Linked DNA regions of Homo sapiens: region 1 is linked to region 2. Evidence: chromatin loops called from intact Hi-C (ENCODE). Cell type or tissue: OCI-LY7. All regions are shown on one strand. Links, peaks and the distances in the headings refer to the core of each region. The heading gives the core; the rest is flanking DNA.

Region 1 (16,571 bases), core at 4,669-12,668, 290 kb before region 2:
GTACTCCAGCTTGGGCAACAAGAGTGAGCCTCTGTCTCAAAAAAAAGAAAAAAAAAGTTTGTTAATGAGCCTGAAGAAACCATCTGAAGGTACAAAATTCCATCGTAATAGTAAGTACACAGAAAAACACAAAATTTTATAACACTGTAATTGTGGTATATACAGTACTTTTATCTTCAGTAGAATGACTAAATGATGAACCAATCAAACATATAATAATAACTACAAAAACTTTTCAAGACGTAGAGAGTAAAATAAGATGTGAAGAGAAACAACAAAAAGTTAAAAAGCAAGGGGACAAAGTGAAAGTGTAGAGTTTTTGTTTTCTTTTTGCATATTTGTTTGTTTATGTAATAAGTTTTAAGTGTCATCAACTTAAAATAATAGGTTATAGGATAGTATTTTCAAGGCCTCAAATCAAAAAGCATACAATGGATACACAATAAAAAGCAAGAAATTAAAGCATACCAGCAGAGAAAACCACTTTCACTAAAAGGAAGATAGGAAGAAAGGAAAGAAGAGAGAGAAGACTGCAAAACAACCAGAAAACAAATGGCAAGAGGCAGGAGTAAGTCCCTACTTATCAATAATAACATTGAATTTAAATGGAATAAATTCACTAATCAAAAGACATAGAGTAGCTGAATGGATGAAAAAATAAGACTCAGTGACCTGTTGCCTACAAGAAACACACTTTACCTATAAAGATACACATAGACTGAAAATAAAGGTATTAAAAAAGATATTCCATGGGCCAATGGAAACAAAAAAAGAGCAGGAGTAAGACAAAAACTGTAAGAAGAGACAAAGAAATTTATTTTATAATGATAAAGGGGTCAGCTTAACAAGAGGCTATAATGATTGTAAATCTATGTGTACCCAACATTGAAGCACCCAGATATGTAAAGGAAATATCATTAAAGCTAAAGAAAGAGACAGACCTCAATACAATAATAGCTGGAGACTTCAAGATTCCACTTTCACATTGGATACATCTCCCAGATAGAAAATCAACAAAGAAACATCAGACTTAATGTGTACTATAGACCAAATGGACCTAATCAATATTTACAGAACATTTCATCCAGTGGCTGCAAAATACACATTTTTTCTCAGCACAAGGATCATTCTCAAGGATAGACCATATGTTAGGTCACAAAACAAGTCTTAAAACATTCAAAAAAATTGAAATAATATGAAACATCTTCTCTGACCACAATGGAATAAGACTAGAAATCAATAACGAGGAATTTTGGAAACTATAGAAACACCTAGAAATTAAACATTATGTCTGAATGATTAGCGGGTTATTGAAGAAAATAAGAAGGAAATTGAAAAATTTCTTGAAACAAATGATAATGGAAACACAACATACCAAAACCTATGGGATGCAGCAAAAACAGTACTCAGAAGTTTATAGCTATAAGCGCCTATGTTTAAAAAGAGGAAAAACAGCAAGTAAACAATTTAATGATGCATCTTAAAGAATTAGAAAAGCAAGAGCTAACTAAACCCAAAATTAGTAGAAAAAAAGAAATAATAAGGATCAGAGTGTAAATAAATGAATTTGAAATGAAGAAAAATAAGCAAAAGATCAATGAAACCAAAAACTGTTTTTTTGAAAAGACAAGCAAAATTGACAAATCTTTAGCCAGACAGATGAAGAAAAAAAGGGAGAAGACTCAGATAAAAATGAATAAAGAGACATTACAACTGATATCACAGAAATTCAAAGGATCTTAAGTGAGCAACTGTATGACAATAAATTGGAAAATCTAGGGGAAATAAATTCCTAGACACAACCTACCAAGTTTAAACCATGAAGAGATCCAAAACCTTAACAGACCAATAACAAGTAACAAGATCAAAATTGTCATGTAAAGTGTCCCAGTAAATAAATACCTGGGACCCAATTGCCCCACTGCTGAATTCTACCAAACCTTTAAATAACTCACCTGTAATCCCCAAAATTTGGGAAGCTGAAGCAGGAGAATCACTTGAGTCCAGGAGTTCGAGACCAGTCTGGGCAACATGGCAAGACCCCATCTCTACAAAAAGTACAAAAATTAGCCAGGCTTGGTGGTACATGCCTGTTGTCCTAGCTACTGGGGAGGCTGGGGTAGGGAGATTGCTTGAGACAGGGAGTTTGAGATTGCAGTGAGCCATGATTGTACCACTGCACTCCAGCTTGGATGAAAGAGTAAGACCCTATCTCAAAAAAATGAATAAATAAAAATATCTAATACAAATCCTACTCAAACTATTCTGAGAAATAGAGGAGGGAGTACTTCTGAACACATTTTATGAGGTCAGTATTACCCTGATACCAAAACCGGACAAAAACACATCACAAAAGGAAACTACAGGCCAACATCTTTGATTAATATTCATGAAAAATCCTCAACAAAATAGTAGGAAACTGCATGAAACAATACATTAAACAGATCATTCATCATGACCAAATGGGATTTATCCCAGGGACACAAAGATGTTTCAAAATATGTGAATATTTCAATGTTATACATCATATCAACAGAATGGAGGACAAAATCCTATGATCATTTCAATGGAGGCTGAAAAGCATTTGATAAAATGCAACATCCTTCATGATTAAAAAAAAAAACCCTTTGAAAAACTGAGTATAGAAGAAACATAATACCACATAATAAAAGTCGTATATGGCAGACCCACAGCTAGTGTCATACTGAATCATAGAACCAGAATTGGAACCCAGGTATGTTAGACTTCAAAATTCATGCCTTTCTAAGCTTTAAAAAAAGGCAAGAAAGAATGTTTGGGAAAGATTCTCAGGTACTGGATTCTGAGATTTTAACATGCTAGGGTAAAAGATCAGAAGGAATTTCTGAGGGTTCAGGGACCATAAACCCAAGAAGATAAGAGATTAGTATTAAGTACAAGATGTTAGTGCAGAAATTGGTAGAAACAGGAGCTATGAACACAATTCAATGTATGTCTTGAAATTTATTTTATATTTCTACAAAGAATTGAGAAGGAATGGTATTGAGAAGTTGAATGATCCAAGGGAAGATCCTTTGATACTAGATTCTATTATTGGTTCTTCCACTTGTATGTAATATGACCTCTCTCAGACTTCCTTATGAATAAAGTGGAGCTAATAATACTGTAGTTACTGGGGTAAAAATGAGATGGAAACTATGAGATCAGTGTAAGATGGACAGTGGAACCATTTGCCAAGAGGCTTGGAAACCAAGCAAACCAATCAGCATGGTTGAAGGGTTGCAGGTACTGAGATAACTATGGGAAATAGAAACCTAGTCAATTATATTGTAATAGGATGGTCTGGCTGAAAGGGGCAAAAAAAAATCAGAAAAGTTTTCCAGTCCTGTGCATCAGAGGGAACATTGCTTTTTAGTCTTTTCTTAGACTAAGAGCTGTTCAACTCTGGATGACATATCTATTAAGCTGCTGTATTCCTTTTTACCTATGTCATGCTCACCAAGCAATCCTATGCCCATAACGTTTTTTTCCTTTTTTCTTGTTTTTTGTTTTGTGCTACTTTTATGCTGAGAAGGGATGTTTTGGTTTCTGCTCAATTTAAGGGCATATCCCCGCCATTCTTATTGTATTAGCTATCTACTTGCTGTGTAACAAATTATACTGAAATTTAGCAGTATAAAACAACACATATTTATTATTTTACAGATTGTGCGGGTCTGGAATTTGAGCACAGCTTGACTAGATCCTCTGTCAGGGTTTCACAGGCTGCCATTAAGATATAAGCAGGGACTTTATTGCACAGTTTGTGACTATAGTTAATAACAATGTATTATAATCTTGAAATTTGTTAATAGAGTAGATTTCAAGTATCCTCACCACAAATAAAATATAAGTATTTGAGATAATACATATGTTAATTAGTCATTCTACAATGTGTACATATTTCAAAACATCATGTTGTATACCACAAATATGTATAGCTTTTGTGTATCAACTTTAAAAATTAAAAAAAAATATAGTCAGTGGCTTCAAGGTTGAACTCAAGGGCCAACTGGAGAAGGATCAGCCCCAGGCTCACTCAGTGGTTGTTGATAAGATTCAATTCTCTTCCATCTACTGGGATGAAGGCCTCAGTTCCTTACTGGATGTTGGCCAGAGGCTGTCCTCAGTCCTTTGCCTTGTGATACTTTCTATCACAGTAACTGAGAAGAACCTGAGAGAGAAAATACCAGCAAGAGAGAAGTCACAGTCTTTTGTTACCTAATAATGGAAGTGATATCACATTATATTTGCTGTATTCTATATGTTAGAAGAAAGTCATTAGGTTCAGCCTACACTCAAGGGGAGAGGATTTCACAAGTGTGCACACCAGGAAGTAAGGATCATTGGGGCTATGCCAGAAGCTGCTTTTCGCACTTAGCTATCTACAACTGTTGTAGTGAAGGGAGGAGTCATGACTATTGAAACTAATGCAGATGCTTACTTAGAAAAAAATCTGAAGCCCCCTTTATTCTGTCAAATATCCTCTCTGTAAATGAAAAGTTGAGCTGTGTGTTTCTCAATAAATGTATCACAGCAAGTGAATCACCCCTTCTGATTTGATTCAGAGCAATAAAAAAGCAATCACACTATACCTTTGCTTTTACGGTGGTGTCTGATATAGCCCTCTCTGAGTAGCCTACTTCTGAGCAGACCCAAGTGAATAATGTAAGCCAAGGTCCCCTGACATATGGTTTTTAGAGTATATTTACACTCCATGTGAGTCAACAACCTTGATATTTGGCAGAAGTCTCTTGAGCAGATGATGGAAATATTTTATCTCACATTTAAGCCAACTTCCTTGTGTTGATATTTCAAGTATAGGCATGAATTGAAGAGAGAAAGGGAAGAGGGCAACAAGGAAGGAATGGGAGGAGGGGTGGCAAAGAAGGGCAGAGAAATTTTCTGTTTAGTCTCAAGCTTTATAAATAACAAGGGTTTGGTTCTAAAAGAAAGCTTCAGTGGCAAACCTAAGAATCTGGGACCTCCATAAAAAATTTATGTTTAAACAAGAAATAGTTCAAGTGGGGACAACAAGAGTCACTTTAACCTGTGCCTGCTTTAATGAGAGACTGAGGAGAAAGGGGTCTGCCTGTCTTGAATGTTTGTCTGTGAATGCCTTGCCATTTTGGCTTAGACAGAGGAATAGAGCCTTTTGTGTGTTTTTTTTTTTTTTCTATTTACCACCAGCAGTCAATAGTCAGAGCTATTGACTTTAAGCATTCAGAGACCTTAAGCCTTAAGAAAAGATGCCATTTCCTTTGACTTCATTTTTTTTTAAAATAAGGATAGTAATGCTATGTACTCAGGTTATTTATTTGCTAGATGATTCACACTCTAAGGTACACAAATGCTCAGAAGCTTCTTCAAAGAGGGCTATGTTAAGGAAAGGGGTTCATAATGGTTAAAGAGATGCTAAGTAGAGATTCTGCTTGTCTCTGGGTACCAGTTTGAAACACAGATATTGCACAGATTTTCATTCTACCTTTGCTGCGTAGTTGGTGGAAGATCTGGAAGCACAAAAGTAGACCTTTTGGAGTGGTTAATTTGAGTTCCATTTTAGTTACTTAGTTTAAATGCTTATTGTGTTATGGGAAGCTTTACAGTGGCAAGTTTTTTATTAATCCCCATATAGGTCTAGATTTTATGGCCTGTCAGTCACATTTTCTCAGTAGCCATTTTGCATCAGCCTCTGTCCTGGTTGTTGTGTGGGGATTAGAAATCTATTGAAAGACTTTGGCCATCTTGGAAAGCCTTATAACCTAAAGAGGCACATGAGCAATAGATAAGCACAAAACTAGAATACAGTACAAGGCTAAGAGCAAGAGTTCTGAAACAGATATCATTGGGTTGGAATTCTAACTCAGCTACTTACTAGGAGTATGGGTTTGGATATATTATTTAACTTATTTTATCCTCGGTTTCCTCAGCTATGAAATGAATATAATAGCAGTAACTACCTGACAGGATTATTGTTAGAACAAAATGAATTGATATCTAAAGCTTCAAGTATAGTGCCTGTTACTTTATAAGTACCCATTAAATATCAACTATTTTCATGTCTTTCCAGTTTAGACTCTTTGTTTAATCTTACCTCAATATCCTCCTCTATAGAATAAGCCTCATTTTATATTTTATGCTCTGATAGTACTACAGGTGTATCAGGAGACAAATAAAAACACTCATATTTTAAGGTGCTTTGCAGATGTATGTGCTTTTTCAAGATTTGTTTACCAAGTTTGGGTTCAGGGCAGGGTAGACTATGTACTTACAAACATCCAGGAGAGTCTGAGAGAGATCTAGTGACACCGTGGAGTTGTGCTGAGTATGGTTTTTGGAATCTAAAGGCACTGTGCTTCCTATTTGCTGCAGAAAATTGCATAGTTTCTCAGCCTCTGCTTTCTCATTCATGACAGAGCAATAACAAAGCATATTTTATGGAGTTGTTGGGAAGATTAAATGAGACCGCATATCTAAAGTACCTGGCATATAGTAGACAGTCAATAAACATCCTCCTATTTTGATATGAAAAGAGGAAAAGGTAAAATATGGAAGACCATGGAGGAAGATCATTGAACCCCAATATAGAGGCCCATTCCCACAAACCCTGATGGTTCGGCTCACATCTTCCCAGAGCTGTGGGCATCCTGGGTGCATGAGGTGGGCATACTTCTCAAGTATACTACTTTTCATTTCTATTTACCTTTTATCTGCCTGCTGTCTCTTCCACAGCCCTTCTGTTTAACACCAGAAAGAGTCAGGTGAAGTAACTGATCCGGAATCAGTCCTAGTATCAGAAGGATATAGGGATTCAACTTTTCTCTTTGTTAGTTCTAGATGCTGGGTTTGTTTTAGCTTCGAGAGTTGGGGCATGAGCTACTTGACTATTTACTATCCAAATGGTTTCTCACTTTTGTGACCAGATAGTCACCTTCTCTGCTCGTATGGACGATGAGTTTTAATTTTGGTTACATCTGAGTAGAGTCCAAGTCATACATGAAAGTTTTTCTTAGACTTGCCTCTCTCCTTTCCCCAATGATTGGAGCATCTCAAGCCAGAAAACATTTCAGAAATCACCTGGCCGAATGTAATTCATCCCATTCATTACCTCCACAATGAACTTGACCAATGTTTATCTAGCCATCTTTGACCATTTTGTTACAGTTCCCTTTAAAATGCCAATTACTTTGACATGTACACAACTCTCAAAACAGAAATTGTGTTTCTATCCATGCTTACCTCTTGTCTTTTTGTTTCTGTGCCTGTCTCTTATGCTGTACTATTACATCCCTTTGATAGCCTTTAAAACTTCACGAAATAAAGAGAAGGGAGAACAAAGGATGTTCTGACCTATCGGCAGACCTGACGACAGATTGGTTTTCTATTTCTAAGAGTTATAAGTGACTATGAACATCATTGGTAACTGAAAGGAAACAATAAATTAATAGCCAGAAGCACATTGATGGGTCAAGAGATTAATTCATTTAGAGGAAAGGTTAATTGGATAGGTATGTGATAAAGACCTCTCAAGGAGATATTTTAATTGACATATCACTAGTGAGGAGAATAAGAAAGAAGAGTGTGATAAATTAGAGGATTTCAATTCAATTTTTTTTTTGTAATTCCCCAAACAATTTTTTTTATTATTATACTTTAAGTTCTAGGGTACATGTGCCCAATGCGCAGGTTTGTTACATAGGTATACATGTGCCATGTTCGTTTGCTGCACCCGTTAACTCGTCATTTACATTAGGTATTTCTCCTAATGCTATCCCTCCCCCAGCCCCCAACTCCCAGACAGGCCCCAGTGTGTGATGTTCCCCGCCCCGTGTCCATGTATTCTCGTTGTTCATCTCCCACCTATGAGAGAGAACATGTGGTGTTTGGTTTTCTGTCCTTGTGATAGTTTGCTTAGAATGGGGGTTTCCAGCTTCATAATGTTTTTTTTTTTTTTTTTTTTTTTTTTTTGCACTGATCTGACTCTGTGCTAACTAGGGTGAAAGAAAAAGATGCGGTTTCCTGAAGAGTTTTGAGGGAGAGAAGCAAGGACAGTCTAACTGCCCAGTAATAGCTTTTTCATTTTGTACATAGACCATTTTCCTCACTTTTTCCATTGTCTATCAAAATTTTCTGTAAAAGAAATAAAAATATGCTAGAGCCTTTGTATTCTGTGGATTAAAATAAATATATTGCACTTATCAGTAACTGTAGAAGAAAGACTTGATCCCCATTAAAGGAATTTTAGGCCATGAAAAATGTGTATGGACATGGGAGTCAATTTATGACATTTTTACAGAGAAGAAAACCTTGTTTAAAAGACCATATGCTAAAGATAGCTTTAAAAATATAATAAATCAACCATGTTAGTGAAAAACATAGTTTTATTATAAATAGTAATTCTGATGATGTTTTTGCATACAAGCACTCATTTTAAAAATACTATTAGGTTAGTGCAAAAGTAATTGAGTTTTTTTTTTACATTAAAAGTAATGTCTTTTAAAACTGCAATTACTTTCACACCAAGTATATCAAGAATGCTATGGTTTGGATATGGCTTGAGTTTGTCCCCCCTAAAACTGATGTTGAAATTGTTGGTTCCCAGTGTGGAGGCATTGGAGGTGGGGCTTAGTGGGAAGTGTTTGGGTCACAGTGGTGGATCCCTCATAAATGGTTTGGTGAGTTCTCACTCAGGCAAGATGAGATTCGGATTCGTTCTCATGGGAATGCCTTAGTTCCTGCAGAGTGGGTTGTTATAAAGCCAGGATGTGCCGGCCCTCAGGTTATGAATCTTTGCTTCTCTGCTTCCCCTCTGACCTTCTCCCATGTTATGAGGCAGCAGGAAAACCTCCACCAGAAACTGAGAGAATGCCACTGCCATGCTTCTTGTATTTTCCCACTTGCAAAATCACAAGATAGACTTATTTTCTTTACAAATTACCCAGCTTCAGATATTCTGTCACAGAAACACTAAACAGATTAACACAGAGAACTTTACTGTTTAAAAAGTAATTTTAATACGTTATTCCATTTACTTCATATCGAATGATCTTATGTAAATAGTATTTCCTTGTGTCAGTGGTCAGAATCTACCCTTCATTGCTCTGCTTGTGATACTACTGCTTGTGATACTGAACTGGATCTTGTAAATATTTCCTCTTTGTCAGTAGAGGGTGCTGGAGAGACACTGCAGAGGAAAGGGCTTTTTTCGTGGGTTCTGTGTCCTGCTTCTTTGATTGGCTCCTGTGGTACAGAGTGACCAGTGGTGTGTTGAACACCAGAGCCATTTCTCACACCAACCTTGGTCCACTTGAACCTCTGGGTGGATTTGCTGTTTGCCCAGCATGCATTTCCCTCTGGCCTCAGTCCAGTGACAATGGACCACTTCTTATCCAGGCAACCCAGCAAACCTCTTATTGGGCTATGTCTACCCCTTTTTCAGAAAGTCTGTATCCTAGCCTTGGAAACTTTCCAAATTTATTCCTTCCTTGGGTACCCTTTCTCCACCACAGGATGTTCTTTCATCTTTTCTTAGAAACCTATGTTCCATAATAATAATTATTTATTTTAAGCACTTCCTGTTCAAGTTACTGTGTGGTTTCTGTCTTTTGACTGGACCTGATACATACATACCTCATGTAGCAGATGCTTTTTGTGCTCTTCTCATACACACTCACGGTTCCAGGCTCTGCCTAAGACATTTTACTGCAAATTCCTGGGACTCTCTGCTAATGTTTTGTCTTTATATTTGCATAAGGACAGGCCAGATGTATGGTTAACATCTCTGGGTGCAGCCTTTAGCCATTGGGACAGATGGGACTTGGAGGATGAATAATCCAGCTTCTTCTTTGTTAGGTTGTGCAACTCATAAGTCATGTTCTGTAATGTCGTCTGGAGCTCCTTAGAGTGATTGAACCTCAGTTGCTCACAATGGTTACCTGCTCAATAATACATCACTTTCTAGCTTCCTTTTTTCAGTCTCATCTTGCCATTCCCTAATCAGTGTTTCCTGAATTTGTCCTCCAAATAAACTATTTCACCAAAATTTTTATATCAGGATATGCTTCTAGGAGAAGTCATATGGAAATATTCCAGTCTCAGAGAAAAGGGAATGAAGAGTCTGAGAATTTGTTTTGTTCAAAGCCAGATAGTTAAGCAGTGAAGTAAAGAACTCAGTTTATCTCAGCCCAAGTCTCACTCTTTATATTTACTTCAGAAAGTGTCTTTATAAAGACAGTGTTAACTACGTGTTAGATAAATGCAGACCTATTATTGTAGTCTAAATACATAAACCCTAGAGTATAGGTGTTGTACATATAACTCTGTAAAGTATTGCCCCATCAGCCACCTAGGCAGCAGCATTAAGATATAGAAACAGTTTCTAATAACAGAAAACTTTCTTTTTTCATTATTTCATATACGATATTTTATTGTCAGTAGGTACCACCTCTCCACAGTCAGATAGTAGATTATCAGTTGTTTTTTATAAATGTGGTTAAAACAGCACAGTGCTGCTCTTATGGCTTATATATGGAGCTGGTTTTGTGTTGCAGTATAAAGCTCTGATTTCTGAACACAACAACCATGTTTAAGCAAAATGAGGAAAAACATTAGGTAGTTTTTCCATGGGACACATTGTCTGTAGTCTTGAGGGAGGAACTTCTGTCTCAGCTCATGGTTCACAAGACCTACAATTGTGATCTGCTCTTGTAACCAACAATTATTCTTTTCCCAAGCTCAGACTCATGAAACTGAGATATGCCAATGATATCTGAGGAATAAAATCCTTCACAATGATATCTCTAAGCTAAACTAGAAATGATAGAATAGACGGCATTTTGGGGAGCCTATTCTAATCAGAAAGTGATATGTCCATCAACTAGTATGGTTTTAAAACATAGAGGAGTATTTGAAGTGGAAAGAAGATGATGAGTCTCCAGGAGGAAGGTTGATATTGATACACATCTTGTTATACACCTATACATAACTATATGCACATTCCTTCTTGCTTAAACCCTACTTCAGCCAATGCTGGGTCCTTTGTCGACTAGACTAGAGCAGTAGTTCTCGAACTTTAGCTGGTATCAGAAGCACCACAGGTTGCTGGGCCCTACCCCCAGAGTTTCTGATTCTGTATGTGTGCTACCCACACAAACTAAATCAAACTCTTTGTGGTTAGAGCCAGGAATCTGTTTTTTAAAAGCAACATAGGTAATTCTAATGGGTAGCCAGAGTCAAGAACCAGTGTTTGGGTATTTCTTTTTTTCTTTTTCTTTTCTTTTTTCTTTCTTTCTTTCTTTTTTTTTTCAGACAGAGTCTTGCCCTGTCTCCAGGCTGGAGTGCAGTGGCGTGATCTCTGCTCACTGCAATCTCTGCCTCCTGGGTTTAAGCGATTCTCCTGACTCAGCCTCCCAAGTAGCTGGGACTACAGGCGCCCGCCACCATGCGTGGTTAATTTTTGTATTTTTAGTAGAGACGGGGTTTCAGCATGTTAGCCAGGATGGTCTCCATCTCTTGACCTCGTGATACACCCACCTCAGCCTCCCAAAGTGCTGGGATTACAGGTGTGAGCCACCGCACCCGGCCTTGTTCAGGTATTTCTAAGCCTTTAACATGTGCACAAATTACCTGAGAATCTTGTCAAAATGTAGATTCTGATTCACTGCTCTGAGATGGGGGTCCAGGATTTTGCATTTTTAACAAGCTTCCAGATGAAGCTGCTGCTGTTGTCCCGCAAACCACACCCTGCGAACCAAGTGTGAGAAATGTTGTCTTCTTTACCCCTTTTCTGTAGACGTGGTTTTTGTGTAAGTTAACAAGAGATATGCTAAGTGATCTAGGCCCAGGGCTCAAATACCTTTGGGGTACTGGAAGCCAGAGTTGACAATTAGATTTGGTTCCACAGGTTGTCTGATTATAGCAGGAGGAACTCTTATGACTCATTTTGGTCAATAAGTTATCATGGCAACTTTCGGAAATCTGTGTTTCCATCTGAGGGCTTCTGGACATCACTGCCAATCATAGCAAGGGGCCCCAAAGATGCTGAGTGTTGGCCATGTGGCTGCAGCTACCCAGAGGGCTCTGTGTTCCCCAAAAGATGTGGCTGAGTTTGAGCCCCTTCCTTATTAGCATTTAATACTGACCCCCATGCAGAGTTCAGAAATAATTCTCTCTCAGGACAAATAAACCATAGTGAAGAATAAAGCTACAGGAGTAGCATAAAGTTCAGAGTCAGCACTGGTTAAAAAAAATTACCATGGCAAGTAAAAGTGCCAAAGCAAAAGGGTACTCTTTACCCTGGAGGAAATTCTTAAATGAAAGTGGTCCCTTCAACTTAGTATATTAGTTCTTTACAAAAATAAAAAGCACAGACACACTTTTAAGTCTCACTTCCTCTTATTTTATTCTTTGTTGTACTCAAATATATCACATATGTATGTTCTATTTTTATCAAGCCAACTGTGAAAAAAAACCCAGAAGCTTAGCTTCAGCGTCAAATTCCATCCCATTTCCAGCTTCTTATCTCCATAAAGGAAAAACCCAAGTTAAAAGGAAATAGCTTAAGAAGGCATAGTTTTGCCCTTTGGACACATTTTCCCACCAGCTGTTTTTTTTCTGGAATGAACAGCTTATTTAATTACCTGCAATGACAGGTATGTAAGTGCTGGTCTATCTCTGCCTCACTGTGCTGTCCTCATGTCTTTTATACTGTTTATTCAGGGCTTGGTGAATGACACAACTCAAGGAATAGGTTCTTTCAGGACACAAGCTGCAGGGAGTAACATTTAGCTTATTCCCTCTGATGAGACCTACTCACACGGTGGGCTACTAAGGGAAGCTTTGAAGGCATCTGTGTGAAGTGGCAGACATTTCATAAGCTCTGCTTCTAGCCAGAGGAACTGTGGGTAAGAGGGCAACAACATTTGCCACAGAGAAAGCTCTGAGGCTTCTGGCTGATAGTGCTCAGGTCTTCTGTGGCCAGGGATGGTGGTTGTGACATATATGTGTGTGATTTCTAAAGCAACAGCAAATCTCTATAGAAAAACTTTATGGGGAAAAATGGTATGTGTTTGTAGAATATATTTGTGTTAGTGAATAAACTTCCTGTATCTTTCTGTAATTAAAGAGTTCAAAATAAAACTTCACTGAAATTCAGATAGACATATTAGAAGCCACACGGGTTGGGGATAAGGTGGCTGGGGGCAGAAACAGCATGTTTTTCTGCCCTGGTGGCTCTTCAACAACTTTTTTTAAAAAGGTAAATGTTGACTTGATTGTTAACACTGTGATGAATAGACTGTAGGGGACATATTATGAAAGCTACTTTGTGACCTAAGCAGAGAAAATGTCAAAGAGAGGACTCATTTTCCAGAAGGTGGCCTGGAACACTGAGTGAGAGGGAAAAGGAGGAAGCATGAGGAAGGGCCAAGGGGAGAGGAGGGAGCGGGAAAGAGAGAATGGAGAGGATGTAAGTGGGAGGAGGCTGGAGATAAAGGGAGAGCCAGGAAGAAGTTGGGGAAGAGGAGAGGGGGGGCAAGGAAAGGTGAAAAAATCAGGAAGGAGAGGTAAGAAGGAGATGAGGGGAGGAGGGGGAAATAGGAAAGGAACCAGGGGATGAAAGGTCAGGAAGATAAACTGACATTTGTTTAGCGTTTATTGTACGTCGGGTAGTGTGCCTTCACAAAAATTACTTCATTAATTCTCACGAAGACTCTGAAAATTGGATATATTTTATTCTTCAAGTTTTAGATGAAGGAATTGAGGCTCAGATGTCTTAAATAACTTGTCCATATCACAGAGCAAGAAAAAAATGGTTGGAGGCAAACACTCCTTTGTGTTCTTCCAAAACTTCTGCTCCTTTCTCAGCTTAATATTTATTTGGACCATTTGCCTTTCTATAAAGTGAAATAAATAGGCAAAGGAAAGCCTTTTGGAAGAGCCCTTAATAGAGCCTATGCCTGCACTTGTACCCAAGCTCTATTTTCGGTGATGATGGTATCTAAGAGAAGACTACATTTGAAGTACTATATACTTAAAAAAGAAGACATAAAAGCAATGTCTTAAAAAGATGACCTTAGAAAATGAGCTATATATGCCATGAGAATAAGTAGCTTTAGCAAGAACTATTTGGTGCAGGCTGTTTTCATTGTTATGAATAAAATCACAATCTTAACATTAGCAATTCCATTTCACATAGGGGACATCCACAGCAACTGTCATCTGCTGACCAAATAGTTATCTTGCCTCACATACAAATATGATTCCTATCAGATAACTGACCAATTTTTGAAACTTCAGAAGGTATTTTCACTTTTCTTTTTTCTTCTAGAAAATCTAAATGAAACAAGAAAACAAAGATCTATAACAAATCAAGAGGTATAAGTGGTGTAAGACACATAGTAGACAATCATTTTTCATTGAAGTAATTGATGGGTGTTCAAAGCTCTCTTGGAGAAAAGATATCAGTTACTTTGATAAAAAAAGGTCATTGATGTATTTGGAACTGTACAGAAAGAAACTTGTCAGTTTTAATTGGTTTGATTCTAGTTGGTCCATCTTCCCACAGAACCAGCTCATTATAAAACGAAAGGTTGTACTTCTTAGGACAATGTTTTCAGAGTTTATTTCTTGGAACATACATATTAGAATCACTTGGGGACCTAGCTCATGTCTAAGGAGCTGGAGCCCTGAAATCTCTCTTTTAATAAGATCTCCCAGAAGTACATTATTTGAACTAAAGTTGGAGGACTACTGATTTAGGAGTTAATCAGCCTTCTTTATTATACAATTACAGACTCTGGGCTGTCCTTAATAGAATTTCAGTGGTTGTCTACTTACATACAGATTAGCTAGGACTCAGACTTGTACTTCTATAGATTCTAGACCAATACTTCTCAGCCTTTAGTGTATTTGAGTCACCCAGGAAGTTTACCAAATGGTAGATTTTCAGGTCCCATTCAAAGCAGCTGGCTTGAAGCTAGATTATCTGCGTTTCAAATATATACCCCATGTGGTTGTGATGTAGGCATTCTGCTAACTTCAGATCCAATGCACAGCCCTTCTGGAAAAACTATTCCTGTCAAATACTCACACAGCCTCTGAGAGGACACTTTGTCTATTGGGGATAAACAATAAACTCCATTTGTAAGTAGCTGGAATTATTAGGAATTTCTTCTTATATTGAATTAACATGAAGTTTTGCATAATCTGTCTGGTTTTAATTAGAATTGCATAGAAAATATTTATTCTCAATATAATTTTAAAGAAAATTACCTTGACCAAGAAAATAACTGCTTTTGTTGCCTCTGGGTTCCTGGGGCTTTCCTTCAGCAGAGGGTGAGTAGGTGAAGAAAATGTAGGGGCTCAAAAATGCATCCCTGATAAGAAGACAAGGGCCTTTGCTATTTGTGTAGCTACAGTGCTTAGACAATTAAACATCTAGGAAAACTTGAAATTCTCACTTTCTAGAATATTATTAGCACATACTTAAATAAAATAGAACTAAACTGTATCATCCTGAGCTGCCCTGGATATGGGAGAGTCCTATTTGTCAGAGTAGATGGGGGAAAGGTTCGATAAGGAATAAAATGGGATTGATTTGGATGAGGTGGAGGTCCTCATGGAAGAAATGCATGGGAGCCCTCCCTCCTTCCAGGTGCTTGCTCACTTTTGTCCAGCTGCAGCTCCATGCAGGTCAGGGAGCTTGTTCTCATGCCTGTTAAAGTCAGATGTTGAGTAAATACAGAGAAGGGGACTGGGTAGAAAATACGGGCTTGTTTCCAGCCAATTCGCGGGAACATCCCCAAATCCCAAGAACTTAGCTAATTCATCCTATTTGTTTACTTGCATTGCAAAAATAACTCAGTTTATTCACTGATTTTGAAAAAAGTTGTAGTTGACCCTTCAACAACATGGGTTTGAAACTGCACGATCCACTCATATGCAGATTTTCTTCAGCTTCTGCCACCCCTGAGACAGCAAGACTCCTCCTCTTCCTCCTTCTCTTCAGCCTATTCAATGTGAAGACTATAACAATGAACACCTTTATGATGATCCACTTCCAGTTAATGAATAGTAAATGTATTTTCTCTTCATGATTTTCTTAATACAATTTTCTTTTCTCTAGCTTTTTTTATTGTGAGAATACAGTATATAATACATATAATATATAAAATATATGTAAATCAACTGTTTATGTTATCAGTAAGGCTTCCAGTCAACAATAGGCTATTAGAAGTTAAATTTTTGGAGAGTCAAAAGTTACATATGAATATTTAATTGTGTGTGGGGCCAGCCCCCTTGCCCCTCATTGTTCAGTGGTCAATTGTAATTATTAGTAAAGAAGTTCCAAAGATCAACAAGCATGCGTGTGAACATGAAGGGAGGGGTACTTAGAGCAGCCATGGGTCTATCAATCATTTAAAATAATGTGACTGGGGAAGTTAAAAAAAATCTGTGTCTCAATTAGTTATTCACTTGTAAAATAGGGATAATAATAACAAATAACTCAAGTAACTGTTAGCACTGTTTGATTAATACATAAGGAAGTATAATGT
Region 2 (16,571 bases), core at 3,265-11,264:
AGAGAGAGAGAGAGAGAAACAGAAAATAAAAATGAAGTTATTTACTCTGTAATATATATCTCAACAAGAAATGCTCAGGTATGACCAACTAGAGCAGAAGATATAATAAAACAGTTGCATAATTGGACCAGTATGTAGAATCACTGCAAATGCTACGCCTCTGAGTGCAGAACACCTGAATATGTGCTCCATCAGACCAACAAGTGCTGTGAGCCACTAATAAGATTTTCTTACATGGTGAAATTCTGAATGTGATAAAGTTCAATCTTCACTCACTTACACTATGGTTTTATTTTTGAAAATTCAGTGGGAAATAAATCCTTTCAAAAAGCACTCTGCATGTTAAGTTCAGGATTCAGGTAGTTAGAATCCAGTGTTTCACCTCCTGGAAAGTCTGACTGGGCATTAGAAAGTCATGCAAGAAACTGGACAATTCTTCAATTGCAAGATCATTCCACACATTACAGTATATTTAGCAACTCTGACTCTTGCCCAATAAATGACAAAAGCATTCTCCTAATTACTGAGTCAAAAACCTCCAGAGATTTGCAAACTTCCCTGGGAGATGGGAGCATCTCCACCTCCACAGAGAATCAGTGGCTTAAGAACAAGGACCTTGAAGTCAAGCAAGAATGTTTATGCATTCGGGGTTTTTTATTTACTAGTTTGTAATCTTGGGCAAATAACTTAACTCCTAATCTATTCAACATAAATGTAACTAGATGTTTTAGGTTGAATTTTATCTTCCCCAAAAGATATGTTGCAGTCTAATCCCCAGTACCTCAAAATGGGACCTTTTTTGAAGATAGGGTCTTTACAGAGGTAATCAAGTTAAAAGGAGGTCATTAGAGTAGGACCAAATCCAATGTGACTGATACCCTCATTTAAAAGGGAAAATTTGGACACAGACCATCACATAGGGAGACCTATATGTAAAGATGAAGGCAGAGATCTGGGTGACACTCTACAGGCCAAGGATCACCAAAGGTTTCCAGCAAACCACCAGCAGCAAAGTGAGAGGCACGGGAGAGATTCTTTCTCACATCCTTCAGAAGAAACCAACCCAGCTATCATCTAGAGGAACTACTAGCTTCCGGAACTATGAGATAACAGATTTCTGTTGTTTAAGCCACTCAGTTTGTGGTACTTTATAATGGTAACCCTAACAAACTAATACATCACAATAATATTTTTTGCAGAATTGGGAATATTATTCTAAGAACAACCTTAAATCTTTGTTCTCTACGTTTTTCTTTCCAGGAAACTGATGATATTGCACCTACTAATATGCAAATAGGTTTGAAAAATAAGCTTTCTGTAGAGAGGATAGACATGTTAAGATAAACATATAAAAGCTAAGGCTGGTACATCCAATCATGATGGTCTTTCATGCTATCAGAGAAGACACAACTTGTTGATATTAAAGTTGATATTAAAGTTGATATTAAAGCCAACAAGCTAGAGTGAGGAAGAAAACAAATAGGACATGACATCTCAGTGTGTCCATCTCAGCTTGAAGGATAACGAGAAAGAATAGGGAAAACCAGAGATGATCTCCCACTATGTGGTTTTATAGCTCTGAAGCATGGAGAAATTGTGTTGGATAGCTTTTTCCATATCACTTTTTCTGTAAGGTCAGGAGAGCAATCATAGCATTAAGGAACAAATAGGCAAAGCAGCACAATCACAGAATGTCAAAATGTATCTGGGGAGGATAAGATAAGCATCTGCTTTCTAAAGCATATTAAAAGAAAATGATCCTTGAAGAAAGGAAGGAGGACACTTGAAGTCATAAGCATATTTTTTAAAACCAGAAATCCAGACATATTTTTAAGTACCCATAGGCTAATAATCAATTTCAATTCCCTTCAGCAAGTATTTACTAAGAAACTACCATCTGATGAACACTGTTTGAGACCCCAGGCGTCAGGCACTGGGGATGTAGAAATGTGCCTTCAAAAGCTCACAACTGTATCTGCAGACAGATATTTATATAAATAGCTATAATGCAGTATGATTAGCCTAAGGTAGATGGCAATTTTCAGTCTTGTAACTGGATCAATTAGTTTTCTTAGAATGTCAGGCAATTCCCCATGGCGACTAACTTAAAGGGAACTGGTGCCTTTAATGATTTCTACCCAAGTGTGTCTAAGGCTGCAGAGACATCTGATTAAAAAACTGAGCTCAAGAAATTCTTGCTCCCAACCTGTACGCCATACTTTCTACCTATCAAGCCTATAAGTCTCCATTGTTTGGTCCTGACACCTAGATTCGGATATTGTGAAGAGGCTTAAAAAGAAAAATACTCATATAGATTTGGAGTGACCTACACAAGGTGCCTATCTTAAGAAGGACAAGTCTGCAGTCAGCGGATATTTCAGACAAAGGAAATCCTTTCCCCTTCGTTCCACCGGATGGCAGCTTTGTCACTCCCTGCCAGTCTGCATTCTCAGCAACATCCTGCATTTTCTTTTATCTCAGGCCTCCTTTCAATGATTATGGTATAATTACACAGAGCTGGAATCCTTTTGTTTTATCATATTTGCTATGTAGGCCTTATGTATTGACACTGGGAAGGACACAATGGTCTGAACTGTGTTTTGAGGTATCCTGTCCCAAAGAGATAGTCTCCAATACTTCATAACTACTATATATCCAAAATCCACATCATCAGGGAATATCCTCCAAGGAAAAATAACTTACAAAAGGGGATGACATTTCCATATGCAGCCTCTCCTTCTTGACATTGATCTCAATACCTCAAAGTAATGAGTAAGATATAGAAGCCAGGGATGCTGCTAAGCATCTACACTGCACAGGACAGCCTTCTACCACAAGAATTACTGACCCAAAATGTCAACAGTGGCAAGGTTGAGAAACCCTGTGTTAGAGTACAATTTAAATATTGTTACACAAGACCCCAAAATAAGTGACTCAAACAAGACAGAAATGCAACAAAACAAGATAGAAATTTTGTTGTCTGGAGTGGAAAGTGGATCTGTAAACATACCCAGGTTCCTTCTATCTTGTTGCTCTGCATTTCATTATGTTATTGTCCTTGTCAAATGGTTGAAACTGGTTTTCTAGCCTTGTCTTAACTTTTTCTTTTTAAGGGAAAGAATAAACATCATTGTAATATTGTTACAACAAATAAAACTGGAACTATCTTTTTTTTTTAGAGCCAGTAAATAAACTTTAGCAACATCTTAGCTATTATTGTTTCTATTTCAAATATACAATTCCTTTTCTTCTTTTAATTTAATTTTATTTCATTTTAACTTCCAGGATACATGTGCAGGATGTGCAGGTTTGTTACACAGGTAAACGTGTGCCATGGTGGTTTGCTGCACCTATCAACGAAGCATTTCCCCTTGAAAACCAGCACAAGACGAGGATGCTCTCTCTTACCACTCCTATTCAACATAATATTGGAAGTTCTGGCCAGGGCAATCAGGCAAGAGAAAGGAATACAGGGTATTCAAATAGGAAAAGAGGACATCAAACTGTCTCTGTTTGCACATGACATGATCTTATATCTAGAAAACCCCATTGTCTCAGCCCAGAAGCATCTTAAGCTGTCTTAACTTCTTAATATATGCGTATTAGTTTGCTTAGGCTGCCATAAGAAAATAACACGGACTAGGTAGCTTAAACGATAGAAATTTATTTTATCACAGCTCTGGAAGTTAGATGTCTAAGATCACGGTGCTGACAGGTTTGGTTTCTCCTGAGGCCTCTCTTCTTGACTTGCAGACAGCTGCCTTCCTGCTGTATTTTCATGTGGTCTTTCTTTTGTGTGTGCACACCCTCAGTGCCTCTTCTGCTTCCTATAAGGACTCTAGTCATATTGGATTAGGTCCCCACCCTTATGGCCTTATTTAACACTAATTATCTTTTCAAAGGCCCTATCTCCAAATACAATCATATTGGGGATTATGACGTCAATATACCTACTTTCTAGGGCACAGTTCTGTCCACACCATGGGAAAGGGAAAGGAGATAAATTAGAGAACAATTTCACTTTCAGTTATTTTACCCAGAGATTGCACAAAATACTCCTTCTCATATATCTTGGCCTAAAACTTAGTTACAAGCCCAACCTAATTACAAAGAATGCTGGGAAATATTTTTTTCTAGTTTGGTAGCCATGCACTAGCTAAAACTCAGGGGATTATGTTACTACAAGGGAAAAGGAAAGCTATTGAAGAAAAAATGAGAATTTTGGATACCAGGAAAATAATAGTTTGTTCTAATTTTTGATCTAGCATTTCTCCCATTTCTCCCTCTTAAATTTACCCTAAGTACCAGGGCCCATTTGCTAATGATATGTATTCCTACATAGAACTCAAGGACTGAGGACACCTTACACACCCCTAGATCCTCTTTGATTCAAAAGAGAGTCACAAAACTGCAGCCACAAGAAAAGACCTAGTATTTCCCCAGAGGCAGTTTGGAGCCCAAGAAAATTTACTCTAACATGAGATGCTAAGTGTCTCCTGTTTTGTGTTTAGAATTTAAGAGCATAGTGAGAAAGGCTCTGTGGCTAGGTAACCGGAAAAGAAAATGCATATGCCAATTTTTTTTTTTAACTGACTTCCTTTTTTGCAGGGAACACACAGATCTCTGTCTTTAATGACTGGAATTGAGATGTAGTTCTTTAAAGGCATAAAATTTGAGAAATACTCCTGGATAAAAGTTATTAATATACAAATAACTATTATACATAACGTATATTTTAAGAATTACCAAAATATAATAGTAACGTACTTTATTTTAACATATATTAACTCAGTTAATATATGTTAACTATTCATTGACATTGAATAGTTATAATTCTAATTCAAAATTTCTAGGCAGTTTATGCTGCTTATGGTTAAAACAAGGCTATCATCCAAGTCATTTGTGGAACTTCTGTAACAGCCTGCATGTATGTGAAATGCCATTAAGCCTTAATGGGAGTTGCGGAGCAATTACTAGGTTGAAAGAAGACGGCCTCTCACTACTCTCCAGTGAGCACGAAAGAAAGCCAACTCACCGTTTTTCTTGTAGAACATAATTTCTCCTTTGAATTCTGTTTTCTCCTCCAGTGACTTTTCTATTTGAAGCATCAGTTGCTCATTGGTTTCAACCCCAAATAAGAACTTGCAGCTACAACTCTTCTGCATGACTTCAGTTCGGGCAAATCCAGCAAGCTCGCAGAAGCCATCGGAACAGTAGACTATGGGGAAACCCTTAGCCACCTGGGCATTGGCAAGGATGAAGTTGCTATCTATAGAAAAACAAGGAGAAGATACTCAGCAACTAGATAAGTGTGAGAATTTATACACAATTCCTGTATAAATTATCAGCATATGTGTTTAGCTAGCTGCCAAAAGGCACATTCTGATGTGCTGCAGTGGAAAAGAGACACTCCAAAACATAAAATGGACTTGACCAGCAGAAGTATGCATTAAGTTCTGACTTAGGCTTGCATTTTGAAACACACTGTGGAAGAAACATACATGTTCACTGGTCTGCTTTGTGGCACCTACCATCTAGTTGGCAGTAAGGGATGATGCTTTTGATCATGGCTTCTGGTTTCATATACTGAATCTGCCATGTAATGTATAGGTGAATTTGAAAAAGTTACTCAAGAACTCTAAACCTCAATTTCCTTAAATCTGCTTTCCCCAAAAGCAAATTCTGAGACTAAGATTTGAGCATAATTAGTTTATTTGGGAGGTGATTCCAGGAAGAAAGCAAGTAGTAAATTGAGATAGGGAAGAGACAAAAGATAATAAAGGGTAAGTTAAAAAGGGGTTCACCACTGTGGGCAAAATACATGGGTCCTGAAATAATTGTGAGGAGTACAACTAAAGGTTGTCCCACAAAGGGGAGAGAAAGCAGAAGTATTTATCCACTAATGTCCACACATAATTGGTTAAAGTTCACTCCTGGGATGTCAATATGTTGACACTTCTGACCTACCCACTTAAGCTAAGTGCACTCTCCAGAGATCACTCTGGCAGCAAGATGCCAGAAAACAGTGGTATATAAGGAAATGGTCTGGATACGATCTCCAGGTGAGTCTAGGTGATATTGGCTGGGCAATGACAGGTATGCTACAATAATAATAATGTTATTTACTTCATAGGTGTGTTGTAGGAATTAATGAGATTATGCATATTATGTGCTTAGTGAAGTGTCTGGCACAAACAACTACTCAATAAAAAATTATTGTTAAGAGTGCTATTCAGGCTGGGTGTGGTGGCTCAGGCCTGTAATTACAGCACTTTGGGAGGCCAAGGTGGGTGGATCACGAGGTCAGGAGTTCAAAACCAGCCTGGCCAATATGGTGAAACCCCATCCCTACTGAAAATACAAAAATTAGCCCGGCATGGTGGTGGGCCCCTGTAATCCCAGCTACTCAGGAGGCTGAGACAGGAGAATCACTTGAAACTAGAAGGCGAAGGTTGCAGTGAGTCAAGATCGCACCACTGCACTCCAGCCTGGGCAACAAGAGCGAAACTCCGTCTCAAAAAGAAAAAAAAAAAGAGTGCTATTCACGTATTTATGGTTGTAATATTAACACAAAAGACTTAGAGGACAATCAAAATAGTAAATTATTAAGTAATTAGTAACATTAAACTATTATTAAGTGCTTAGAAATAACTCCTGGGGGAGAGACAGTCAATATTCAGAGAAGGTTTCCATGGGATAAATTTTTTGAGATTTAATTTGAATATAATGTCGACAGAGAGAAAAAAGATGCATGTTGGAGATGGGGTTTAAGATAAGGCATTCAAAAAATGTGTTGGTGGGTGACTTTTAGGTTCACTATGAATGAATTAGATACTACTATCAAATTAATCATTCATTCATACAAGAAACAAATGTTGGACACTTGGTATACCAACAGTGTTAGAGACTGGGATTTTAAAGATAAAGATAAAAATGAAAAAACTACAGGATAAGCTGTTAATTTGTTAAAAAGCAAGATTCAGTATAGTATGTTATTATATGAGCTATTTATCTGAAATAAATACATATATATGCACATGTGTATGCATACCAAACATGAAATGTTTTTGTATACCTAAAAATAAATGGAATCTGGTAATTGTGTTGTCTCTAGAGAGAGCAACTATAGGCAGAGGTGGGAAAACACTTATTTTTCCCATATACCCTACTATACCTTTTGAATTTTATCCCACATGCTTTATATATTGCCTATTCAAAAAACAGTAAGTTTAAATGAGGTTTGCAGCAGACAGACTATCTTTCCTGCCATGGGAAAGAAGGTACTCCAGCTACTTCTTGATGGCCAGCAGGAGAAGCACTGAAAATCTATTCCATGTGTTTCTCCATCTCCTTTTAAGCTTTTGTTGTTTGTTTCCAAACATAGTCCACCATCGGCTGGCAGAACAAAATCCACACTACTCAGCTTTGCTCCAATCAGCGCCTAACCCCAGAGTACCAAGTGTAATGTAAGCATCAGCACCCTGCCTCTGCCCAGCTGGCTCTTCTGCCTTCCCAGCCACTCTCCCCCTCTGAAAGCATGAGCTAGAGACACACACCGAGAAACTCCAATTATACATTGTTTTGAGGCCACAGGAGTGAGGTGCATTACCCTAGACTCATAATTAATTCTCTCACACTTTGCAGAATCACTTATTGACTACACATTGTATGTTGGACTTTGTTTCAGGTGTGGATGCAAAAAGTTCATTAGATGTGGTCCCAGTCCTTAACGATCGCATAGTCATAAACCTGTGGGAGTCTCCAGAGGGGGGCACCCTCCTACTGGGGTTGTGGTCTCAGTCTCATCAACTCGGCACAGCTTTGGGTCACTTTAACAATAGTGTGTGTCTCTCCCCAACTCCATTTTGTAATTTTGGCTGGAAGATTATTTAGAAAATGTAAATACATAGGATTGACAAAGTACTACACATCCTAAAAAAAGCTTTTAATGCACTTTCAGAAGCCATTTTTCAGTTGACTGCTGACATGTTTATTAACTTTCTATTATATGATAATGCCAGGTAACACAATTTTACCAGATGGCAAGTCCTAGAGTGAGGTGACAGGAGGTATTTAAAGAAGAATAAGCATGATCTCTAGCTCTAAGATATTGTAATTTAATTAAAGAAATACATGTACATAAATAACACTAAAACACATCATATAAGTACCAAATCAGTGGTCCACAAATAATAGGTACTACTAGAGCTGAGAGATCAAACATCTGGGCTTTGAAATGGTTAGGTTGGAATAAGACAAAAATAGATCGAGATGGTCTATCATAAGTCCTAGAATGTTAGAAGCAGATGCTTGGATGAAGTAGGCTCAGAAAATGAATACGGAAACAAGAATTGCAGGCAGAATAAACATTTCATTTTATCCTAAAGTCCAGTTCTTAAACTATATAGATACAATAGCTTTCTTTGTTAGTATTTGTCTAGCATATATTTTCCCATATTCCTACTTTCAGGGACTTATGTTTTAGTATTATCTTGCACATGGCATATATCAAGTTTTATTTTAAGTGTAATAGAAAAATACATTCTTCAACCTAAGATTGATATATTTACTTTTATTATTATAAGTATATTACATTGGGTTTTTTACCAACTTAATTTTTGCATTCTCTTCACTATGTTTTGTCATTTTGTCTTTTCTATTTTTTTTTCTTTTTTTGAAAGAAAGGCTGGAGTGCAGTGACACAATCACAGCTCGCTGCAGCCTCAACTTCTTGGGCTCAAGTGATCCTCCCACCTCAGCCACTAGAGTAGCTGGGATTAAAGGCACACACTACCACACAGATTTTTCTCTGTAGAGATTATACGTTAAAAATTCACACCTGGCTAATTTTTGTAGAGATGGGGTTTTGTCATGTTGCGTAGCCTGGTCTTGAATCCTGAACTGAAGTGGTTCACTCACCTTGGCCTTGCTGGGTTTACAGGCATGAGACACCATACCCAGCTTGCCTTTGCCATTTTTAAAAATTAGGAAATATAGGATACCCCATAAAGACTATATAATATTATTAAACAATAATAAATACCTGTAGATCATTCATGCAGTGAAAACCCCTGGGTATACCATACAAATTGTATTTCCTTCCTTTCCCAAAGAAGAAGCCCATAACTTGAATTTTTGTAATAATCACTCACATTTATGTAGTTTTCACCCCTTATGTATCCTCAAGCAACATAGTGCCTATTTTTAAATATTTAGGACATATTTAATGATGCTTCATTTGGTATATTTCTTAGTTACTTGCTTCATTTATTAATTTCCTTAGCATCTTTATAATTGTTTATGAATATAAGAAAAGACCAGTCCCTCAGAGCTACAATAAACTTTTGACAAAAGATGCTGAAGGATTCACTGAGTTGACTGATCTGTGTGTTTCAATTAAGGATTATAGTGTGTTTGAGGTGGTTAATTCTTTCTGCAAATATACTGCAAAAACAAAGGAAAAAATAAAGGCACGTATTTGGTCTTTTCTGTTTATATTTAGCACTTGTCCTCGATGTGTAATTGCATTTCAATTCTAAAGAGGATTTAGTGGCAGTCTGAGCTTCATAAAGCTCAGTGTACTAGCTACATGAATGGTCCCTGTATTTGGGAGAGTAGCCTCTCTTGCCCAGCTATCTACTTGGAAACACATGCTTTTCTGAATCCCAGTCCTGGAATCCCTAAAGAAGAAACATGACATTTACTTTAGAATTATGTAAAACAAAGCCACTGCCATAATACTTACGAAATCATCATGGGTATATCACTATCCATACATATGCTAAGGGTATTTAACCTTTTAAGAAATCAATTATGCATATGCAATATGCATCTAAATGCCACATGGCTTTTCTCTGCTTGTTTCTAGGTAATTTTTATATATATATTCAGTTTGAAAGTGAGAGTAAACAGTAAGATATAAATGTACTTATACACTAGGCAGCTGACTATTTCTCTAAATGCTTTCTTAGCAAGAAGCTTTCATGAATCTTCAGAGAGAATCTCATGATTGGTAAACACCCAGGTCACTGAGTCTGATCTCCTAATATGGAGCACCACTTTCCCCTTCAAATGAAGATGTACTGTTTATTGTTAACTTCTTAAGCCCAAAGAGAATGCGGGTAGGAATGGAAAGGTATAAAAGATGAAAATAAAAAAGAGAGAAGAGCATAAACATTGATCCACTATTAGCTTCTTTCATCTTTGTACTTGTCCCACTTTTCAGAGAACACAGACCTAGAGAACTTTAGTTTCCTGTCTAAGATCCAATGCTGGAGATTAAAACTCAGTCTATGTGACTTATTTTACTATACCACACATTCTGTAAAGAACTGACTTGCTCGCTACTAGCAGGAGAAATGGGTAAATTGTAGAAAAAATATTTTTACCTATTTCAGTCTCCAAAAAACCCAAAGACATGGATTTTTCTCTCTAGAGATTATACATTAAAAATTCATTGATGACATCTCCTAAGCCAGTCTGGATGTGTTAGCAAACTCTATGTCACTTTCTAATTTCATGCAGAAAATCAGTGTTTCAGAAATAGGACAGTAACTTCTGTGGTCTCAAAATGTTTTGCATACAGCCACTCTGGAGTCTCATAGGCAGCACAGAAATGTCGTTTCTACTCAAATAATCTGGTCTCTAATCTCACGTGCTTTTAATGTATTTTGCAATACTTAAAAGTTTCCCACTGAAATATCCTTCTACTGGCCAACAAATTTGTATTCCATGGGGCCTAGAAGCATATCCCTAAGCCTGATATTGTTTTCAAATCTTAGGTTTAACTTAAAAATTCATCAGAATTTTTCATTATACCCTTTCATATATTATTGCTTGTTGTAGTGTTATTTTGTTTTGATATGGGCCTGTAAAACTTTTAATTCAATTGAAACTTTGAAAGGTTGTGCTGTTTCTACTATGACTTGTGCATATCATTTAGTATACTACTACATAATTTAGGTTTGAGAATCACAACTCTAAGTAGAATAGTGTATGCTCAAGAAGATTAGGCAGATACAAACCATTCTCCCTTTGTAGCCTCAAATATTTAAAAATAACCATCTCAGCACCGAGTGTAATAATTCTCCATATGGCAGATCCCTGGAGCCATTCAAAGCAATGGGGTCACTGATACACACTGACTTGGCATCATACAGAAACCTGTATTCTCTTGGCTCTTCCTGCCAATTATGCAGAAATTGAGACATTTATAGTTCAAATCTTTATTTCTGAAGAGTATCTTTGATATTGGTTCTCTTTTTAAAAAGAATCCTTGCATTGGGTTAGCAAGTACTCATAGTAACATATGCTGTTGACAAGGAAGGTAGACAAATATAAGTCCTCCATCCTTCACTTTCCTGCACAGAGCAAGAAACAAACAGGAACTTTTGACATTGTTTTGTGAGTTGCCCCCCTATGCTTTCAGAATTACCTTTACATGCAGGTTCAACAAAGACAACGTTTGTATCCCTTGTGATATTGAACACAGTCATTTCTGGAAACTACTTTGTATAGGAAGATAGAATATTAATATTTATGACTTTAAAATATTTAAATGATCTTTGCACTTTATATTGATTTCAGGGAGCTTAACTGCATCATTTCCAAGTATGATAGCATCTTTATTAGATTAATAGTACTGGCTCCAAGCTAAAGTTTACAGCATGACTTCTGCCAAAATTTAGGAGGTTATCTTTATTTGGTAACTTTTCTAACCTTGTTTAAATAGCAGATTAAAAATTTGTAAAAAAGATTTCTCATAGTCCTTGTAATTTATACATCATCCAGTATCAGGCTTCATATTGCTAGGTTTCATTCTTCATTTATGGTTTGATTTTTTAAATACTGTATAGATTATCACTTAAGACAAAGATTAGAAGAAAGCTTTGTAACAGTGCAAAGCTCAAAGCTGGAACTCTAGTGCTGAGGTAGTAGTAGAAAGCAGAAAACCGCATCTGTTTATGAGACTATCTTGCTCCCTTCAGTCCAATAAACAAACAAACAGAGAGACAAATGGAAACAAATGTCCTTCACAACCTTGCCATTGGGTGCATAGTCGTGGGCCAGCAACATCACCCTCAGGTGGAAATTCATAATCTTAAGTTTCACTCCAGACCCAGTGAAACTTAACCCACATTTTAACAAGATTCATATACACATTAAAGTTTGAGATGATTCTTTAGAATAGCACTGGAAAGATCTACAAGAACCTAGTGACAGTAAATGATTGAAGGAGTATGCGGCTGAGGATAAAAAAATAAGAGAGACTTATTTTCATTGTATACCCATTTTAACTTTTGAATTTTCTGTTATATGCATGTAATACATACTCAAAAATATCTTCTTGGCTGGGCGTGGTGACTCACGCCTGTAATCCCAGCACTTTGGGAGGCCGAGTCAGGCGGATCATGAGGTCAAGAGATCGAGACCATCCTGGCCAACATGGTGAAACCCCATCTCTACTAAAAATACAAAAATTAGCTGGGCATGGTGGCACGTGCCTGTAGTCCCAGCTACTCGGGAGGCTGAGGCAGGAGAATCGCTTGAACCTGGGAGGCAGAGGGTGCAGTGAGCCGATATCGCACCACTGCACTCCAGCCTGGCGACAGAGCGAGACTCCATCAAAAAAAAAAAAAAAAAAAAAAACAACAACAACAAAAAAACTTCTTAAAGTTATTTAATCATTCATTTGAATGGTTTAATAAAAATAATTTAATTTTAAAAACAGCAATCTTATTGAAGGAAAAACCCTATATTAACAAATTTTAAAACTTTCATTAAACAAAGGTGAAAGCTCATTAAGATAAACAAACTTGAAGCAAATTTATATACTTTCATAATTTAGAATTAGCAAAATCATCAATAAATTTTGTAAATTTCACTTTTCCACCTATATGAGCTTTAGTGTTGAATTGTACTAATTCTTGTCAGGTTTATTGTCCCTTAGAGTTCAATAAATAAGTTTCATATTGAAAAATAATGCAAGAGAAAAATAAAAAGTTATTCAAATGGGAAAATAAGTCAAACTATCTCCTTTGCTAATGATATTACTCTATACCTAGAAAACCCTAAAGACTCTGCCAAAAGGCTGCTAGAACTGATAAACACTTTCAGTATGGTTTCTGGATACAAAATAGATGTACAAAAATGAATACCATTTCTATACACCAATGTCCAGGCTGACAGTCAAATCAAGAACATAATCCCATTTACAATAGCCACAAAGAAAATAAAATACCCATGAATACAACTAACTAAAGAGTTAAAAAAAATCTCTACCATAAAATTTGGCTGAAAGAAATCAGAGATGATATAAATAAATGTAAAAACAGTCCATGCTCATGGATTGAAAAATCAGTATCTGTCCATACCATCAAAAAGAATTTACAGATTCAACACTATTCTGATGAAAATACCAACATCATCCTTCACAGAATTAGAATAAAATATTCTAAAATTCGTATGGAAACAAAATATAGCTCAAATAGCCAAAATAATCTTAAGCATAAAGAACAAAGCCAGAGGCATCACATTACCCAACTTCAAAGTATGCTATAAGGCTATAGTAACCAAAACAGCGTGGTACTGGTACAAAAACAGACACATAGACCAATGGAACAGAATAGAAAACTCAGAAATAAAGCCACACATTTACAACCATATGATATTTTACAAGAACAACAAAAGCAAGCAATGGGGAAGGGACTCCCCTATTTAATAAATGGTGCTAAGATAACTGGTTAGCCATATGCAGAAGAAAGAAATTGTACCCCTACCAGTCACCATATACAAAAGTTAACTCAAGTTGGATTCAAGATTTAAATGTAAGACTTCAAACTATAAAAATCCTGAAGAAAACTTAGGGAATAGCCTTCTCAATATTGGCCTTGGCAAAGAATTTCTGGCTAAGTCCACAAAAGGAATTACAACAAAAATAAAAACTGACAAGTGGGATGTAATTAAACTAAAAAGCTTTTCCATAGCAAAATAAACTGTAAACAGACAACCTGCAGAATGAAAGAAGCTATTTGCAAACTATGCATCTGACAAAGATCTAATATCTAGAATCTATGTGAAACTTCAACAAACCAACAAACAAAAAAAAACCCTATTACAAATGGGCAAAGGACATGAACAGACACTTCTCAAAAGAAGACATGCAAGTGGCCAATAAAAATATGAAAAAATATTCATCATCACTAATCATCTGAGAAATGCAAATCAAAACCCACAACGAGATACCATCTCATACCGATCAGAATGGCTATTATTAAAAAGTCAAATAACAACAGATGCTGGTGAAGCTGTGAAGAAAAGGGAATGCTTATACATTGTTGGTTGGAATGTAGATTAGTTCAGCCACTGTGGAAAGCAGTTTGGAGATTTCTCAAAGAATATAAAACAGAACTACCATTCAACCCAGCAATCCCATTACTGGGTATATACACAAAGGAAAATAGATCATTATAACAACAACAACAACAACAAAAAACAAAAACAAAAACACGTGCACTCATATGTTCACCACAGTGCTATGCACAATAGCAAAGACATGGAATCAACCTAGGGGCCCATCTATGGTAGACTGCGTAAATAAAATGTGGTCAAACTTTTCTCCTGCCTTTGCAAAGCTTATTCTTTGCCATAGCTTCCCCCTTTCAACATACAGAAATGAATAGTAGATAAAAATTGTGACTTCCCATCCCAGAGGAAAAGGAAAGGTGAAGAGTTAAGGAGAAAGTGACAGGGCCTGGATTTTCTGGGACAATTTTCATTTAGTATAATTTTATTCTTTTAAATAAACATAAGTTTATGCAGCTAAGTGTGGTTTTAATTTTATACCTTTTAAAAAACTTCTTTTAGAAGTTTATTTAAAAACAAAGTAAGACCACAAGACAATATTTTTTATTCAAAAAACACAGTTATTTATCTTGACATCTTATTTGGCCTACTGAAAGGCAAGTTAAGTGGAATCTAGCAAATGAAACCAGCCATATTCTAAGAATACTAAGATTCCCAAAATATTTAATTTAACTTGTCCCCTGATTCTCCAGAAGCACAGTCTAGACTTTACTTGCAATTATATTTAATTCAAAGAATATTTCTTTTTAATTTCAAACTGACTGGAACAGCCTTTTTACTTCAAGCATACATGAAGATTTGAGGAAAAAAATGGTTAATTCAGTCATGTTTTAGTCGTTTTATTACCTTTACACTGATAGGTCTTTTAAATTTGAATTTTTGAAGACAACATATACAAATTAATATGCCCAATCCATCAGAGTGGACTGACCTTTCTCCATTTAAGTTTTGTTTATATTCTGCAAAAGCTAGTGGTATTCAAATGTTTTCCATAATTTGGTAGCATTTTCCAAAACCTCATCTGTCTCCTGAACTGTATTCTCTGCTTTGCAGTACTCATGTTAGATTAAACAGGAAAGATGAGTAGCTTTACAAGAGATAATTGTAAGTTAAGTAACAGGAAACATAAGACTAAACTAATTTGATGGTCACAGCTATTCCATGGCTGTAATATCGGAGTTTTCTTCTAGAGTCATTATAATAATGCAGAGATGGAAAAAACAAACTTTAATTAAGGTGATACTTGCTTAAGGCAAGTCTCTGGGAGTCTGCAAGAGAGGTCGAGGCAAGAAGAAGACAATAATTGAGAAACAAACCAACACAGGTGTATGCTGACTCTGCATTACAGAATGGAGATGAGTAGTAAGAAGGAAGCCAAATAAATTAGGCTGAAATAAAGCAGATAATAGCTTTTGTTTATTAAGCAGCTGTGATACGCCAGACGCTCAGGTCAGCATTCTGTATTTTGAATCTGTGGCCCTCACAATAGCATCTTACGGTAAGTGTCATTATAGATGAAGAAACTTTGGCTCAGAAAGGTTGCATAACCTAACAATGCTAAACAGCAAGTTAAACCATCCTTAGAGCTGTAATACTCCTGAGTTCAGTGGAGGATGGCTAGAGGTGAACTACAGCTAGGATCTAAATGGGTTTTGTTTTGTTTTTTCTTTTGTTGTCACCAAACCCACGGTTTCTCAAAGTACAGTCCTTGTTCACTTCATCCACCTCATCTATTGGAATCTCCTGGGTTGCTTATTACATTTGCAGTTTCATAAACCTTACCTCAGGTCTACTGAAGCAGAACCTCCAAGGTATAGGACCTGGTGACCTTCATTTTAAACAAGATTACTCAGTGAGAGATATCACACAAAAAATTAAGACCTTCTGCTCTAATGGAAGGGGGTTCAGATTATATTCCGCAGCTCCAGTGTGGGAAGGGGGATAACACCTTTCTAGATAAGTATATAATTGATTTCTATGGTTTAGGGGGAGAGGGGGAATTCCCTTCTGAATAATAACCCCTTTGATCTTATGGTTTTCTTTTATTCCTAAAGACATTTTCAATAATTAGCTTAGTTCATAGAACTATGGAAGCTTAAAGTTTGGAGAGGATCATAAAGGTCAATACATAACCTCATGCCCAACCTATAATCCTTTAATCCCCCTCTATCATATTCTCATAAAGTGGTTGCCCAGCCTCCTCTGCA

Evidence for each region. Peaks named below come from ENCODE experiments on the same cell type or tissue, not always from the same donor. Only the 100,000 strongest peaks of a DNase experiment are listed, where the experiment ranks them.
Region 1: a loop joins it to region 2, with 2.3 times the contacts of the local background. A loop is called at or near these places in 2 of 110 quality-filtered maps.

What each region holds. Positions count from the first base shown.
Region 1 is chr3:19,536,053-19,552,623 of GRCh38, reverse strand. No RefSeq gene overlaps it. Among named protein-coding and RNA genes, the nearest start is that of MIR4791, 230 kb to the right of the region's middle. RefSeq lists enhancers at 9,719-9,808, 11,811-11,920 and a silencer at 11,028-11,197. In OCI-LY7, for the core only: CTCF peaks have their summits at 8,969 and 9,186 (motif pointing right); DNase peaks (open chromatin) are centred at 9,193, 9,643 and 12,403; H3K4me3 peaks cover 1,628 bases; H3K27ac peaks cover 3,455 bases.
Region 2 is chr3:19,242,352-19,258,922 of GRCh38, reverse strand. It overlaps KCNH8 (potassium voltage-gated channel subfamily H member 8), which reads right to left. Exons shown (of 16, transcript NM_144633.3): 2 at 5,036-5,269. Among named protein-coding and RNA genes, the nearest start is that of MIR4791, 64 kb to the left of the region's middle. In OCI-LY7, for the core only: CTCF peaks have their summits at 7,579 and 7,783 (motif pointing right); no DNase peak of the experiment used is centred there.